Regions from separate parts of the Homo sapiens genome. Here region 2 is linked to region 1. The links are chromatin loops, found by intact Hi-C in ENCODE. Cell type or tissue: PC-3. All regions are shown on one strand.

Region 1 (8,000 bases):
TGGATCTATTTCTGCCCTCTTCATTCTGTTCCACTTATTTGTCTATTTTTATGCCAATACCATAGTGTCTTATTTACTGTAAGCTTTATTATAGGTCTTGAATCAGATAGTCAAGTCCTCCAACCTCTGTTTTTTTTTCAAATTTGTTTGGTTATGCAGTCTTTTATATTCCATATAAATATTAGAATCAGCTTACCAATTTTTACAAAAGGGCTGCTGAAATTTTGATTTGGATTGTGTTTCATTCTATAGATCAGTTTGGGGAGAATTGCCATCTTAATACAGATTGACTATTTCTTATCCAAAATGCTTGGGACCAGAAGTGTTGTGGGTTTCAGATTTTCCTGGATTTGTGAATATTTGCATAGACATGAGATATCTTGAGAATGAGACTGAAATCTATACACAGAATTCAGTTATGTTTCGTATACACCTTATACACTTATCTGAAGTAATTTTATACCATATTTTTGATAATTTTGTGCACGAAATAAGTTTTTGTACATTTAACCATCAGAAAGCAAAGGTGTCACTATTTCAGGCACCCACGTGGACAGTCTGTAGTTGTTTGGCATCATCATCGTCCCTGACTCTGAATTTACATTCTACAAAAAAACAATAATTTTCTTACACTTACTTACATATCAGTACTTCACAGTAAAAAATATGCTATACTGTTAGTACAGTGAAGAAGAATGTGTTCAGGGTACTAAACAGAACAGTGGCATCACCAGAATACCTGCCTCAGCTGTTAAACAACAGTAACAACAAACAATGGCAGGCTTCTAGTTTCTTTCTACAATTCTGTGTTTCGATTAAAGGTTATTGTACAACATACTTTATTTATTACTGTTGTTCGTGTGTCTGGTCTGCATGGGTGCCATTTTATGACCCCTTGTAGGTATGCTTGGTGGAGTAATCTGGACATGGGCAGAAAAGATATAACACAGCTGAAGGGAGCTGGGAGAGTCTTTTTTCCCTTGGGTACTCTTGTCTAGTGAGCCTGCATTTTGACTGTCACCCATCAAAAGAGGTCAGGTGTGGAATTTGCTACTTGTGGTATCATGCTGGCACTCAAAAAGTTTCATATTTTGGAGCATTTTGGATTTTTGGATTAGGGATGTTCAACCTATATTGAGTCTTCTGATCTATGAACATGATATATCCCTCCATTTATTTAGGTCATCTTCAGTTTCTTTCAGGAATGTTTTCTGATTTTTATTCATTCATTTATTCATTTGTTAATTTACACATGAAATCTTATTTATACTGATTCTACCAGGTATAGTATTAACCACAATAATTAAAACACTGTAGAGTGTGCAATAGTAAAGGTTTGTACAAAGTGTATATGTGGGAAGGACACAAGTGGGAATGGCCATCCATGCCTGGGGTGATAGAAGTTAGTTAACCTGGATTTCGAAGAATGAGTTGGCATTTTCCAATGAATCAGAGTGGGAAACAGCCCATGGAAGGTTTCAGGACCCAAACGCTGGGTATAGTTTCATTTGTTTAAAACTTACTATACAAGTTTAGAGTCCTAGGGAGTGAAGCCATCCACAGCCCATACTTGACTGATATATATGGTTACCAGATTTAGCATATAAAAATGCAGGACACCCAGTTAAATTTCAATTTCAAATAGACAACAAATAATCTTTTTAGTGTACGTATGTCCCATGCAATATTTGAGCCACAGGGCTATGCAAATCTGAGTCTGAGATACAAGTTTATTGGCTGTTTGTTTTTAGGAATATTATTCAATTTGTTAAAATCTTAGTTTCCTCACCCTTGAAATGGGAATAATAATAATATAAAATATATTTAAAGGTTTTAGTGAATTTGGCTAAGAGTTCTAGGGCCATTGTAGATCCCAAATAAATGACAATGTTATTGATTGAATGGAAGGAACATATAACCAATGTTTAGTGTATGGATCTTGCATATCTTTTATCAGATTTATTTATAAGGATTTCACATTTTTTCATCTATTATTAGTGATATTTTAAAAAATGTAATTTCTGATTATTCCTTGCTAGTATATAGAAATACAACTGATTTTTGTATATTGGCCTTTTATCCTGCAACTTTGCTGAACTCACTTACCAGTTCTAGTAGCTTTTTTGGGTATATTCCTTAGGGCTTTCTACATAGATAATTATTTCATCTACAAATATGGTTATACTACTTAACAATTTCTATGCCTTATATTTCTTTTTCTTGCCTTATTGCACCAAAATGGACTATTCCATATGCTTTGGGCTCCACAATTCTGAAAGGAAAATATATTACACTAAAAAAAGATAATTCCATGCTGGATTTCTGGATTCCTAAGTTTTAGATAAGACACAGCTGGAGATCTAGTAGAAGGATTAAAGACAGGTTAAATGCTGGCATTTTCTTCAGAATATTATAACATTTTTCCCTTCCACCACTAGTTTCCAGGGCAGGTTATTTCTGCTAGAAGAGAGCCCATTTGTACATCTTCTCAAAATAGAAAGCTCTCTTCAGAAGTTACCAAAGGCTATAATATCCTTATTTGACAAGGATGGGAATTCTGAACTGTTTAGTTACAGGCCAAGTAGTGAAGTATGCAGTATTTATCAGTGATGGAATTTTACCTTCCTTAGTACCTCTTTGCCTGGAGGTCATGCTGATTTTGCTCTTCTCTCTTCTGCCTACAGTGTCCTATCTAGGTTTCTCCTTTCTGAGCTGTGCAAATGCTTCAGAACATGTAACCATTCTGAATCCTGTTATTCCAAGTTAGTTAGTTGAACCTTCTTGTCAGATAGCTCCTAATTGAAAAGCCATTGGATTAAGCATGCATTCCCTTTCCAGAGGGAATTGCATTTTTTACAGCTTTTATTGGGATGTAATTCAAGTTTGATACAATTTACCCATTCATACTACAAAATTAAGTGGCTTTTTAGTATATTCACAGATATACCAAATCACCACAGTCAGTTTAAGAACATTTTTATCACCTCAAAAAGAAACATGTGACCCTTTAGCTATCATCCTTTTATCCTTTTATCTCCCTTCCCCCTCTTCCCAGGCCTAAGTAAACGCTAATCTACTTTCTGTCTTTACAGAATTGTGTATTCTGGATATATCATAAAATAAGATCGTATAATATATGGTCTTTTGTGACTGGCTTCTTTCACTTTGCATATTATTTTCAAAGTTCATCCATGTTGTACATGTATCAGTACTTTATTCCTTTTTATGGTCCAATAATATTTTAGTGTATGGATAGATCACATTTGTCAGTCAATGGGCATTTACATTGTTTGCATTTCTCTTAGGTATTTATCTAGGAGTAGAATTTCTGGGTCATATAGTAACTTTATAACTACATGAGGAACTGCCAGACTAATTTCCAAAGTGATTGTACTGTGTTATATCCCACCAGCAGTGTATGGGGGTTCTGATTTAGTCATATCTTTGCCAGCAATGTTTTCCTTTTTTTTAAAAAAAGTATAACCATTCTTATAGGTTTGAAATGATGTCTCATTGTGATTTTGATTTACATTTCCCTAATGATTAATAACGTTCAACTTTTCATATGCTTATTTATCATTTGTATATCTTCCTTTGAAAATGTCTGTTCAGAACTTTGCCCATTTTTAAATTATGTTATTTGTCTTTTTATTATTGAGCTGTAATTTATTTATTCTGGCTATAAATCCCTTATCAGATAAATGATTTGAAAATATTTTATCCCATTCTGTAGGTTGTTTTTCACTTTCTTGATGGTATCTTTCATGCACAAAAGTTTTTTATTTTGATGAAGTCCAATTTATCTATTTTTTTGAGCCTTTGGTGTCATAACTAAGAATCCATTGCTGAACCTGAGGTCATAAAGATTTATTCCTGTATTTCTTTCTAAGAGTTTTATAGTTTTGGTGTGTACGTTTAAGTTTTTCATCTATTTTGAGTTGATTTTTTTTTGTATATGATGTAAGGATCTAAATTTATTAGTTTGCATGTGGCTATCCAGTTCTCCAAGCACCATTTGTCGAAAAGGCTATTCTTTTCCACTGAGTGATATTAGCACTCTTGCTGAAAATCACTTGACCATGACACATGATTTATTTCTGGACTCTCAATTGTATTCCATTGATTTATATGTCTATTCATGTGCCAGTTCTGTAGTCTTTGCTTTTAGTATGTTTTGAAATTAGGCATGAATTCACCATCTTTGTTGTTTTTAAAGATTACTTTGGCTATTCTAGGTCCCTTGCAATTCCACATAAATTTTATAGTAAGGTTGTCAGTTTCTACAAAGAAGTCAGCATGTATTCTGATAACATTGCATTGAATGTGTAAATCAGTTTGGAGATAATGCCATCTCAACAGTGTTAAATGTTCCAGTCTATAAATATGGGACGTTTTTCCATTTATTTAGGTCTTTATTTTTTAAAATAATTTTTTGGTTCTCAGAGTATGTTTTGCATTTTGGGAGACTTAGGTTTATTCCTAAGCATTTTAATCTTTTTGATGCTTTTGCATACATACTTGTTTTCTTATGTTCATTTTTTGATTGTTCATTGCTATCATACAGGCATACAACTGATTTTTGTATATCAGTTTTATATCCTGCAACCCTGCTGAACTTGTTTATTAGTTCAAATAGTTTTAAAGTGGATTCCTTAGGTTAGGCTTTCCTAGATACAAGCTCATGTCATCTGTAGACAGATGTAGTTTTACATCTTTTCCAATTTGGCTGCCTTTTATTTCCTTTTCTTGCCCAATTGCCCTGGTTAGAACCACTGATTTTCACTTTTTTTTTTTTTTACCTAGTTGTAGTAGATTTTCCTAAGCAAATGTTTCTTCATTAGTCATGTGCCCCTAGGACCATTTCCAGAGCTTTAAATGATTGTTTTCAAAATGATTTTTGCCCATTTCTCTTGGGGGTGGATCTGTGTAGCCCCTCACTCTTCATGCTGGAAATGGGACTCTGGCAATTGAATTTGAATAGACTACAAGGTATAAAAGGGTTAAATGTAACTTAAAAGAATGAATTTCTATGGAGTATTTTAGACAAAGCATTGAACTACTGAGAGAGCTTTTTATAGGAGGTGGGGAAACATTGCCCAAAGCATAATTTATAGGAGACAGCTTGTGCTATTCTGTGAAGCTAGGAGTGAGGTCAAGGGGAGGTCTGCTATGAAGCCTGGTGATTTATATCACTTCTGGAAGCTCTCCCATATTCCTTCCAACTACATTTCTTCGGCACACAATAATGTTTTTCTAAGATTTTATGAAAACATTTTAAACAGAAAAGTGAAAGAATGATGTCGTAAACACTCATATTCTCACAGCTTAGTTCTACAGTTAACATTTTATTATGTTTGCTTTATTATGTGTCTATCTCTGTAACCATCTTTTTTTTTTTTTTTTTTTTTTTTTTTTTTGAGACAGGGTCTCACTTTGTCACCCAGGCTGAGGTGCAGTGGTGTGATTACACCTCACTGCGTACTCGATCTCCCTGGGTTCAGATGATCCTCCCACCTCAGCCTCCGGAGTAGCTGGAACTATAGGCACGTGCCACCATGCCCGGCTAATTTCTTTGTAATTTTCGTAGAGACAAGATATCGTTGCCCAGGCTAATCTTGAACTCCTGGGCTCGAGTGATCTGCCTACTTTGGCCTCCCAAAGTGCTGGGATTACAGGTGTGAGCCACCATGCCTAGCTTAACCATCTAATCCTTTAAATGTATTTCATAAGTTGAAGACATCAGTGCAATTCCCTCTAGATATTTCAGTATGAGTATCATTAACTAGAGCTCAATATTTGTTTACTTTCTTAAAGGTGAAATTTACAGAGTGAAATGCATAAATCTTATATGTACTACTTGGTGACTTTTGACTAATACACACTAACCCCAACCTCTCTTAAGTTTTAGGGTATTATCACCCCAGAAAGTTCTCTTATACTCCTTCCCAGATACTTCCCATTCTAGTATGTGACCACTCTTTGAACCATTTTTAAACTCATAGATTATTTTCACTTTCCTAGGACTTTATATAAATAGAATAGTATGTGCTCTTTTGTGTAATGCTTCTTTCACTCAGCCCATTGAGATTCATCCATGTTGTTGCATGAATTAGTAATTTCCTTTTGATTCCATTATATGGCCATTTGTTTATTTTTCTATTGATGGATACTTGGGTTGTTTTCATTTTTAAGTTATTATGAATAAAGTTGCTCTGGCATTGAACATAAATCTTTCTGTGGATATATGCTTACAGGAATACCTAGGAGGAAATTGCTGGGTCATAGGTGATATGGTTTGGCTGTGTCCCCACCCAAAATTTCATCCTGAGTTATAATCCCCATATGTCGGGTGTGGGACCTCATGGGGGGAGATTAGATCATGGGGGGTGGTTCCCCCATGCTGTTCTTATGATAGTGAGCAAGTTCTCATGAGATCTGTGGCTTAATAAGGGGCTTTCCCACGTTTAAGTGGAATTTTGTGGAATTTTGAACTTGAGAGAGAGCACTTCTCTATCCCGATGCCATGTGAAGAAGGATGTGTTTGCTCCCCCTTCCACCATGATTGTAAGTTTCCTGAGGCCTCCCCAGCCATGCAGAACTGTGAATAATTTAAATCTCTTTCCTTTATAAACTCTTCAGTCTTGGATATTTCTCCACAGCAGCATGAGAATGGACTAATACAGCAAATTGGTACCAAGGAGTAGGGCATTGCTGTAAAGATACCCAAAAATGTGGAAGCAACTTTGGAACTGGGTAACAGGCAGAGGTTGGAAAGGTTTGGAGGGCCCCGAAGAAGACAGGAAGATGTGGGAAAGTTCAGAACTTCCTAGATACTTGTTGAATGTTTTTGACCAAAATGCTGATAGTGATATGGACAATGAAGTCCAGGCTGAGGAGGTCTCACATGGAGATGAGGATCTTGTGGGAACTGGAATAAAGGTGACTCACTATGTCTTAGCAAACAGACTGGTGGCATTTTGTCCCTGCCCTAGAGATCTGTGGAATTTTGAACTTGAGAGAGATGATTTAGGGTATCTGATGGAAGAAATTTCTAAGCTGCAAAGCATTCAAGAGGTGACTTGGGTGCTGTTAAAAGTGTTCAGATTTATATATTCACAAGGATATGGTTTGGAATTGAAAGTTATGTTTAAAAGGGAAGCACAGCATAAAAGTTTAGAAAATTTGCAGCCTGACAATGTGATAGAAAAGAAAACCCATTTTCTGAGAAGAAATTCAAGCTGGTTGCAGAAATTTGCATAAGTAGTAATAAGCCAAATGTTAATCACCAAGACAATGGGGAAAATGTCTTCAGGGCATGTCAGAGGTCTTCACAGCAGCCCCTCTCATAACAGGCCCAGAGGCCTAGAAAGAAAAAATGGCCAGGCCCAGGGCCTTGCTGCTTTATGCAGTTTCTGGAGTTGGTGCCCTGTGTGCCAGCCATGGCTAAAAGGGGCCAACATAATGCTCAAGCTGTTGCTTCAGAGGGTGCAAGCCCCAGGCCTTGGCAGCTTACATGTGGTGTTGGGCCTGCAGGTGCACAGAAGTCAAGAATTGAGGTATGAGAACCTTCACCTAAATTTCAGAGGATGTAGTGAAATGTCTGGATGTCCAGGCAGAAGTTTTTTGCAGGGGTGGAGCCCTCATGGGGAACATCTGCTAGGGCAGTGTGGAAGGGAAATGTGGGGTTGGGGCCCCACACAGAGTCCCCACTGGGGCACTGACTAGTGGAGCTATGAGAAGAGGGTCACTGTCCTCCAGACCCCAGAATGGTGGATCAACCAACAACTTGCACCATGCACCTGAAAAAGCCAGAGACACTCAATGCCACACTGTGAAGGCAGCTGGGAGGCGGGCTGTACCCTGCAAAGCCACAGCAGTGGAGCTGCCCAAGACTGTGGGAGTCCACCTCTTACATCAGTGTGACATGGATGTGAGACATGGAGTCAGAAGAGATCATTTTGGAGCTTTAAGATTTCACTTAATTTTGGCCAATTTTGGCC
Region 2 (8,000 bases), 230 kb after region 1:
TAGTGTTGATAACACATGGCAGCCTCGAACTACTGGGCTCAAGAGATCCTCCTGCCCCAGCCTCCCAAGTAGCTGTGACTACAGGCATGTGCCACCCCACAGCTAATTTTGTGTGTGTGTGCAAAGATGGGTGTATTACTCCGTTTTCACGCTGCTGATAAAGACATACCTGAAACTGGAAAGGAAAAGAGGTTTAATTGGACTTACAGTTCCATATGGCTGAGGGGGTCTCAGAATCATGGCGGAGGCAAAAGGCACTTCTTACATGGCAGTGGCAAGAGAAAAATGAGGAAGAAGCAAAAGCAGAAGCCCCTGATAAACCCATCAGATCTCGTGAGACTTATTCACTATCACGAGAATAGCATAGGAAAGACCTGCCCCCATGATTCAATTACAACCCCCTGGGTCCCTCCTACAACACGTGGGAATTCTGGGAGATATGATTCAAGTTGAGATTTGGGTCGGGACATAGCCAAACCATATCATTGCGGGAGGGGTTCCTGCTATGTAGCCCAGGCTGGCCTCGAACTCCTGCCCTCAAGCAATCCTCCTGCCTTGGCCTCCCAAAGTGTGCTGGGATTCTAGGCATGAGCCACTGTGCCCAGCCTCTCTTCTTAATCATTTTCCTTCTTACTTCTTACTTTAATTAGTAACAGTTTAAATATTTTAAAAGTAACCTTTTTCTTTTTGTTATTAGAGACAGGGTCTGGCTCTGTCGCCCATGCTGGAGTTCAGTGGAGTGGTTATAGCTCACTGCATCCTCAAACTCCTGACCTTGAGCAAATCCTCCTGCCTCAGCCTCCCACATAGGGACTACAGGCATGCACTACCACATCTGATGTAGCTGTTAAACAACTATGAAAGAAAAGCAAATTTACAAATAATCAAATAATATTTTCAAATCCAATACAATTCAAATGAACTAATTTAATATGCACATTTTGTTGAAATTAAATTATATTTTGCTATATATAACATATTTGATTTGGTCCTGTATTTGAACTTCAATTCTGCAAACGTAGAGAATGCCTGCTTATATAAGTATGCTGTGCATATCATTAACAATTTTGAGGCTTTGTTTGCTAGCTTGCCATAATTAGACTTCATCCTTAACTGAAACTCTGCCAATAAACAATCCTAGAATGCCTTCTCAATGAGCTATCACTTTAACTTCAAAGGTTCCATGTCTATTCAGGATAAGATTGTCATTGTATTGTTGTTGAATTCTAAATTAAAGTAGTATCTAATATAATTATGATAGAGGATAAATATCTGAAGTTTTTTATTTTTGCAGGTGTTGAAAAATAGTAATACTTTAAACACTGATTCTGCTCTCAAACTGTCATTCTAAATACTGGATGTGATTTGGGCATCCCATTTTAAAATTACATGACTGAAGCTCAGATTTCTTTATTCTCTTCATCTCTAAGTAGAAAATTTGAACTATTAAACTCTTATAAACTACTGTGATTTCTCCTTCATTTGGTGTGAGTACATTTATGCATGAAGTATACAATTATACTATTTCTTATTTATTTGTAGCAATTAGTACATTTCTCCACTATACCATGTTGCTGTTATATCAAATTGGGTTCAGTGTTAATATCTTAAACTGAAGTATGTTTTTTTTAAATGAAAGACAGGCCTTTCAACTACAGATTATGTTGACAAAGGCAAATTGTCATTATTACTGACAAACATAAATTCATACAAATACAGTGCAGAACAATTAGTTTGGTATTACATGGTACTGACCTAATAACAGTCATGCTTACCAACACGTACAAAGTTAAATTCTGTGATATAATAGTAACACTCGGGGAGGCGGCATTCAGTTTTGAGGTGGCTTTCTAGATGACATAAAATATATTCACATACATTTTTTTAAATTATAAAAAATTTAAAAGGCTTAAAAACATCTCTGAGCACTTCCACCACACACACACACACACACACACTGAAATGGGATGATTTTGGAAATACCCAGGTGATGTGTTTTGCAACTATGTTTGGGAAAGGAATTCATTAGGCCTATTTCTCTCATGGGCACAATCCAGTGCCGCAACTAGTTTGATAGAAACACTCCTAGCTGATCTTCAATTATCAACTTTCTGGATTTGCTGGAGTTTTCCTTTCCCTCTTAAAGCCTGTTTCTAATACAGCCACTAAACCTGTAGTTCCCACAACTGTAGGCTACTTTCTAGCACATCCATGTGCTTCTGCTACCACTAGTTAAATTATTTATTTCAAAAATCTGTTTACTGCAGCTATTTTTTATTGTAAATCTAATATATGCTTATTATAATTATATAATATAATTAGACACTATATAAGTCAATGAAATGTCTGAATGAGAGTTATTTCTATGAAAACTAAGGTGAAGGCTTGGGGAGTGTTGGTAAGGACAGGGCACTGGGCTTGCTGTCTAAGTAGATGTAAATGAGACAATTGAGATTAGAAGGAGGGATCGTACCAGTCTAGAAAGCACACTTGACATGCTTGATGAGGGACTTTGTGTTCGTTCCTGCTCTGAAACTAATTGGAAATTTGAATGCGATATTGTGATAATTTGCCCTATATCTGAAGATTGGTGAATGGATGTATATTTATATGTTTTCGTTAAAATGTTTAAAGTACTAACCAATTTATAATAGTCCATATTGACCAACTTTTACTTTAAACAGCCATCCACTGGTCCTGAGTATATCTATCCTACAAGAGGGAACCTACTGTACCTTCAACTAGTCCCATTACCTCTTTAGTCCTAGCTGGGAAATAAACAATGATACTGAGAAAGTTACTCAATTTTCTTGGACAAGCTTTCATAAAACAGGTCCTAGTGATTGCTTTTTGTTTTTTAAAAAAGATAATATATACCTATTTTGGTTCTTGAGGAGGGAAAGGAAGAAATTAGAGAGGACTCATATGACGGCTATCCAAAAATGTCGTAGGTGCCTCATTGTTCTTTACTTGAGTAGATGCACGTAGAGACTTGATTGGCTTCAAACGATTAGAGACAAGACATCTGTTTTTTAAAATGTAAGTGTTTAGCAATTTTTCACATCTCCTTTTGAGGCTGAGTTTTGAACATTTGTATTTCTGCTCCTTCATATTTTCTGACTTGTGCTGGAGTGACTTGTCTGATTGGAGGGTAATCTGGTTACATGCTAATGGCCACAGAGTGGTTGTACCTGCTCTTGGCTAAGGTCTGGGACTTGAAAGATATGACTATGCGGTGTGCAGGATTCCATAATCACACTTGTCTTCTTTATAAGACCATGCAGTTCTAACACCTGTGTAGCTATTTGAAGATATGCTGGCCTGTAACCTGCTTCCTTAATGACACCAGAAAGTTCTGCAGACTCATAGCTGAGACCTTTTAAAATTTCAAAACAATACTGGAGAGATTTTTTTTTCTGAAAAAGAAACATGTACATGATTCACCATGTGCAAATACAAGGTACTTTTTGCTTATGCTGGAAATCAGTGGAATTTCTCCAACTCCTTGGTTTACTTTTCATAGGCTATAAGATGACAGTTTTGAGAATTTCCAATAACCCAGATTATAGCACAGCTGCACAGTTCCAAGAGCAGCTGCTAGAGTGGGGTGGATCTTGTCATGGTTATTTAAAGGATGTTTGTGGTTATTTGACAAAATAAAGAGCTTAATCAAGGATAAAGCTGCTTATTCTGTCTCTTCCTACTCTAAATGCCATGTAATTTTTTTTTATTAGATGACTTGTCTGATAATTACAAAGACTTGGTTAATGTTAAAATAAAAATATTTTAGTTCTTAGTTGTACGAATCCAGTTTTTCTTTTCCTCTCCATCTCTCACTCATTATAAGTGAATCAAAGCGGATAGAAACATATCCTTTTGCAATCAACATAATTATTTTGTTGGACGCAATTTTTGTAAGTTTTTATGTTCACCTCTGAAAAGAGCTTGAGCTAGAATGCTTAAAGACTCCTTTGTGTGATTTTTTTAAAAAAATAGACTTTATTCTTTAAAGACGTTTTAGCTTCACAGCAAAATTGAGCAGAAGGTACAGAGTACAGAGATTCCCCCCCTACCCCCACCCCCACACAGCCTCTCCACTATCAACATCTTGCACCAGAGTGGCACATTTGTGACAGTGGATGAACCTACATGGACACATCATTATCATCCAAAATCCATAGTTTATATTAGGGTTTATTCTTGGTGTTGTATATACTACAGGCTTTGACAAATGTATAATGACATATATCTGCCATTGTAGTATCATACAGAATGTTATGTTGCCTTACTGTGCTCCGCCTATTCCTGTCTTCCTCCCCACGACTTCTGGCAACCACTGATCTTTTTACTGTCTCCATAGATTTGTCTTTTTCAGAATGTCATGGAGTTGAAGTCATATAGTATGCAGCCTTTTCAATTTGATTTCTTTTACTTAGTAATAGGCATTTAAGGTTGCTCTATTTTTTTTTAGTGGCATGATAGCTATTTCTTTCTAGTGCTGAATAATATTGCATTGTTTAGATATACCATGGTTTGTTTATCCACTTACCTACTGAAAGACATCTTGGTTGCTTGCAAATTTTGGAAATTGTGAATGAAGTTGCTATAAACATTGATATGCACGTTTTTGTGTGGGCATACGTTTTCAGTTTATTTGGGTAAATACCAAGGAGTGTGATTGCTGGATTGTATGGTAAGAGTTGGTTGAGTTTTGTAAAGAAAGTGCCAAACTGTCTTCCAAAGTGGCTGTACCAGTTTATATTCCTGCCAGCAATGAATGAGTTCCTGGTGTGATGTATTTTTAAGTACACTCATTTTAAATTTTATGACAACCTTGTAAAATAGGTACTGACTAATATGCAAGTTCATATGCAAAAGTGATTAGACTCAAGGAGACTGCTTATTCTGGGGCTAAGAAGGCTAAAGTCTATTCCATTTCAGAATTTTGCACTATTTCTTTTGAACCAAGTTGCTTCCTGTAAATATAAACCATGATGGAACAAATAAACATTTGTAAACCTATTATATTGAACCATTTTTTAAAAGTAATCTCGAAGTATAACTAGAAATACCATGCACTAGCTCTATATATGCTAAACCTGGGGTCTTGCTTAAGTAGTATATTTAAGGTAACACAGCTAATTAATGATAGAGACAATTTTGTCTAAAGTTCTCTTGATTCAGATTTTAGCACTGGTAAGACTGATTTTCATATGTTGGTTATGGGATTATGTTGCTACATTATATGGGCTTTTACTTTTAAAATGTTTTGTTCAATTTGCCTTTTGTTTTTAAAAAAGTTTTGCTCTATTTGTTCAATATTATTAACAGGGAAATTCAGACATAAATACCTCGGAAAACCAGAGTGTTTTAAAATGAGAATACATACAAAAAGGTTTTTAGTGTGTGTGTGCCATAAAAACAAAGTTAATTTATTCTAGTTACCCCTTAGATTTTTCCATTTATCTGGAACTCTGCAATGCAGCTAGTACTTAAATAACAACTGTACTCTCATCTTCCCACTATGTCTTTTCTACTGCTTGCTGCTCATCAGACTCAGGTTCAACTAATATTTATGGAGCATCTGCTTTGTGCCAGGCTCTATGTGCGTGCATATGAAATGCGGTGTATCTTACTCAGCCCTTACTGTAACCTTACAGAATGAACGTTAAACACACAGGAAAATAACATGGCCTCACTTCTGTTCCCTAACTACTAGTTAATTCCCTGGATATTTCTCTTCTCACTACTGGACTTTGCCTCAGTAGTTTCTTATTCAAGTTCATGCTTCATATCCTCAACTAAATACAGCACCATTTTCCCCCATAAAATGTATCCTACCTTGATTGATCCTTTGCATTACTGAACCTCTAAAAATTCCTACACCAATCTCTTTCTCAATTTCTATGCTTTGCTATCTGCCCTCCAAGCCAGCACATTTCTACCACATAGCATTTGATCAGCACAAGGTTATGAATAAATTGTGGAAAAGAACTTCAATAATGAGATAGTAAGTATCACTTAAAAATAACTTCTAGAAAAATACTTAAAAATAAAACTTGATCATTGTCATGACATATTAAAGAATCTTTAAATATAAAAGATTAATTTTCCATTGGAAGAATGAGTGAGAAAGGGAGCTTTAGTGCTAGTATCCATTATTCTCAAAGAACAAGGTATCCTAAAACACATTAATTCCCCACTAGATTAAGTACTATTTAGGAGACAGGAAGTGCTGCCTGAAGCTCATGTCGTTTCTAACCTCAGCTCCTTGGTTGACATCCTTGGAAAGAAGTTCTTACCATCCTGTGTCCCTTTCTTCCCTTGATCCAAAAGTTGCTTGGCTGTTATGCTAGCAAAGTCCAGGGACTTAAATTCTTAGCCTGGCCATGAGTACAGTTAAGGCACATGTGTAGTGTGTCTCAAGTGGTTGGTGGGGTTGGGGTAGAAGAGACCCATATTTCTTGGACAAATGGTAGTATAACTTATTTTTATAACTTATTTATACCTTATTTTCCCAATAACTTATTTTTCATGCCATTGCAATAGAAAGAATGTGGCTACTGATTCACAATATAAGTAGATTCTGAAGACACAATTATGTTTCTATGACTTAAGTTTTTTTTTTAGAAAAATGAGAAAATATGGTGTGTATTTGTATAGGCTGGAATGACAGCATCTGTCTCTTCCCTTGTGCCTTCCCCCAACTATGGTTACACTCTTTGTTACTTTGGCCTATGTTCTTTAAATAGATAGTCTTGTAAGGGATGTTACACATCTTGAATCTACAGCCTCATACAAAAGTTTGTAAACAACCCCCACCCAACTACCACTGGTGTCTCCTTTACCCCTTTTCACACCTTCCTTCTGGGATCAATTCCTTTGTATACTACATATTCTATTACATTATATCATGCTGTTGATTTCACTGTCTAGCCTAAATGGGTGCCAGAAGAATAGACTTCCTATCTTCCTTATTCCATCTTTACTGCTTAGCACAGTGCCTTGCCCAGACACAGAGAAGTGGCCAAAATGTTAGAGTGGAGAATGTTTCCTGTGAGAAGAGAGACATGGCTATCTTGAAGCGTCTGTGCACGTTCTGAGAGTATGCTAATACACATGTAGACACATGGTCCTTCTTATATAGCCCTTTGTGACCATAAGAAAAAATGTTAAATTTCTTCTTAATTAATTGCAATATATTAAACATCACAGCTAATCAAAATCTATACATTCATATCTCAAAGGTTTGTTATGTTTGTTCTTGTGAGATATAAAAAAATGTGTGTGTGGACTGCACTATAGAATCTCAAATTAGGCCGGACGCCGTGGCTCACGCCCGTAATCCCAGCACTTTGGGAGGCCAAGGCGGGCAGATCACGAGGTCAGGAGATCGAGACCATCCTGGCTAACATGGTGAAACCCCATCTCTAGTAAAAAAATACAAAAAAAGTTGGCCGAGCGTGGTGGCGGGCGCCTGTAGTCCCAGCTACTCTGGAGGCTGAGGCAGGAGAATGGCGTGAACCCGCGGGGCGGAGCTTGCAGTGAGCAGAGATCACCAGACTCCGTCTCAAAAAAAAAAAAAAATCTCAAATTAGTAGAATTAAACTAGGAAGTTGAAGCACCAAGTTAATTCAAATCTAGAGTCTATATTTACATTATAGAAATAGGAAAACATTCCAATAGCGTAGCAGAGTGTTCTAAGTTTCAGGGTGATATAGGTATGCAATAACTGAATTGAAGACAATGTACTGGGTTGATATTAAACGTTAAAGTAAAACCTCTCATGAACCCTCTACTTAACCTGTAGACTATTAACCTCCAAGCGGGTTCACACTATTGACTCTGAATGACCTTATCTGCTTCCCATGAGTCACAACACAGAGCTTGAGTTCATGAAGCTGTTATACCTCTTCTTGGCAGCATTTCACAGTGTTCTAACTTAGCAGCTTTTTACATGGCATTCCATGGCTATAAAATAATTTGAGAAAAACAATGGC

Evidence for each region. A loop is a pair of places that touch in the nucleus more often than their neighbours do. Peaks named below come from ENCODE experiments on the same cell type or tissue, not always from the same donor. Only the 100,000 strongest peaks of a DNase experiment are listed, where the experiment ranks them.
Region 2: a loop joins it to region 1, with 4 times the contacts of the local background. A loop is called at or near these places in 1 of 110 quality-filtered maps.

The regions. Positions count from the first base shown.
Region 1 is chr3:101,307,977-101,315,976 of GRCh38, reverse strand. All of the region lies in intron 2 of IMPG2 (interphotoreceptor matrix proteoglycan 2), which reads left to right. Among named protein-coding and RNA genes, the nearest start is that of IMPG2, 8.6 kb to the left of the region's middle. In PC-3, no CTCF peak of the experiment used is centred here; no DNase peak of the experiment used is centred here; H3K27ac peaks cover 1,525 bases.
Region 2 is chr3:101,077,723-101,085,722 of GRCh38, reverse strand. No RefSeq gene overlaps it. Among named protein-coding and RNA genes, the nearest start is that of ABI3BP, 88 kb to the right of the region's middle. In PC-3, no CTCF peak of the experiment used is centred here; a DNase peak (open chromatin) is centred at 7,872; H3K27ac peaks cover 318 bases.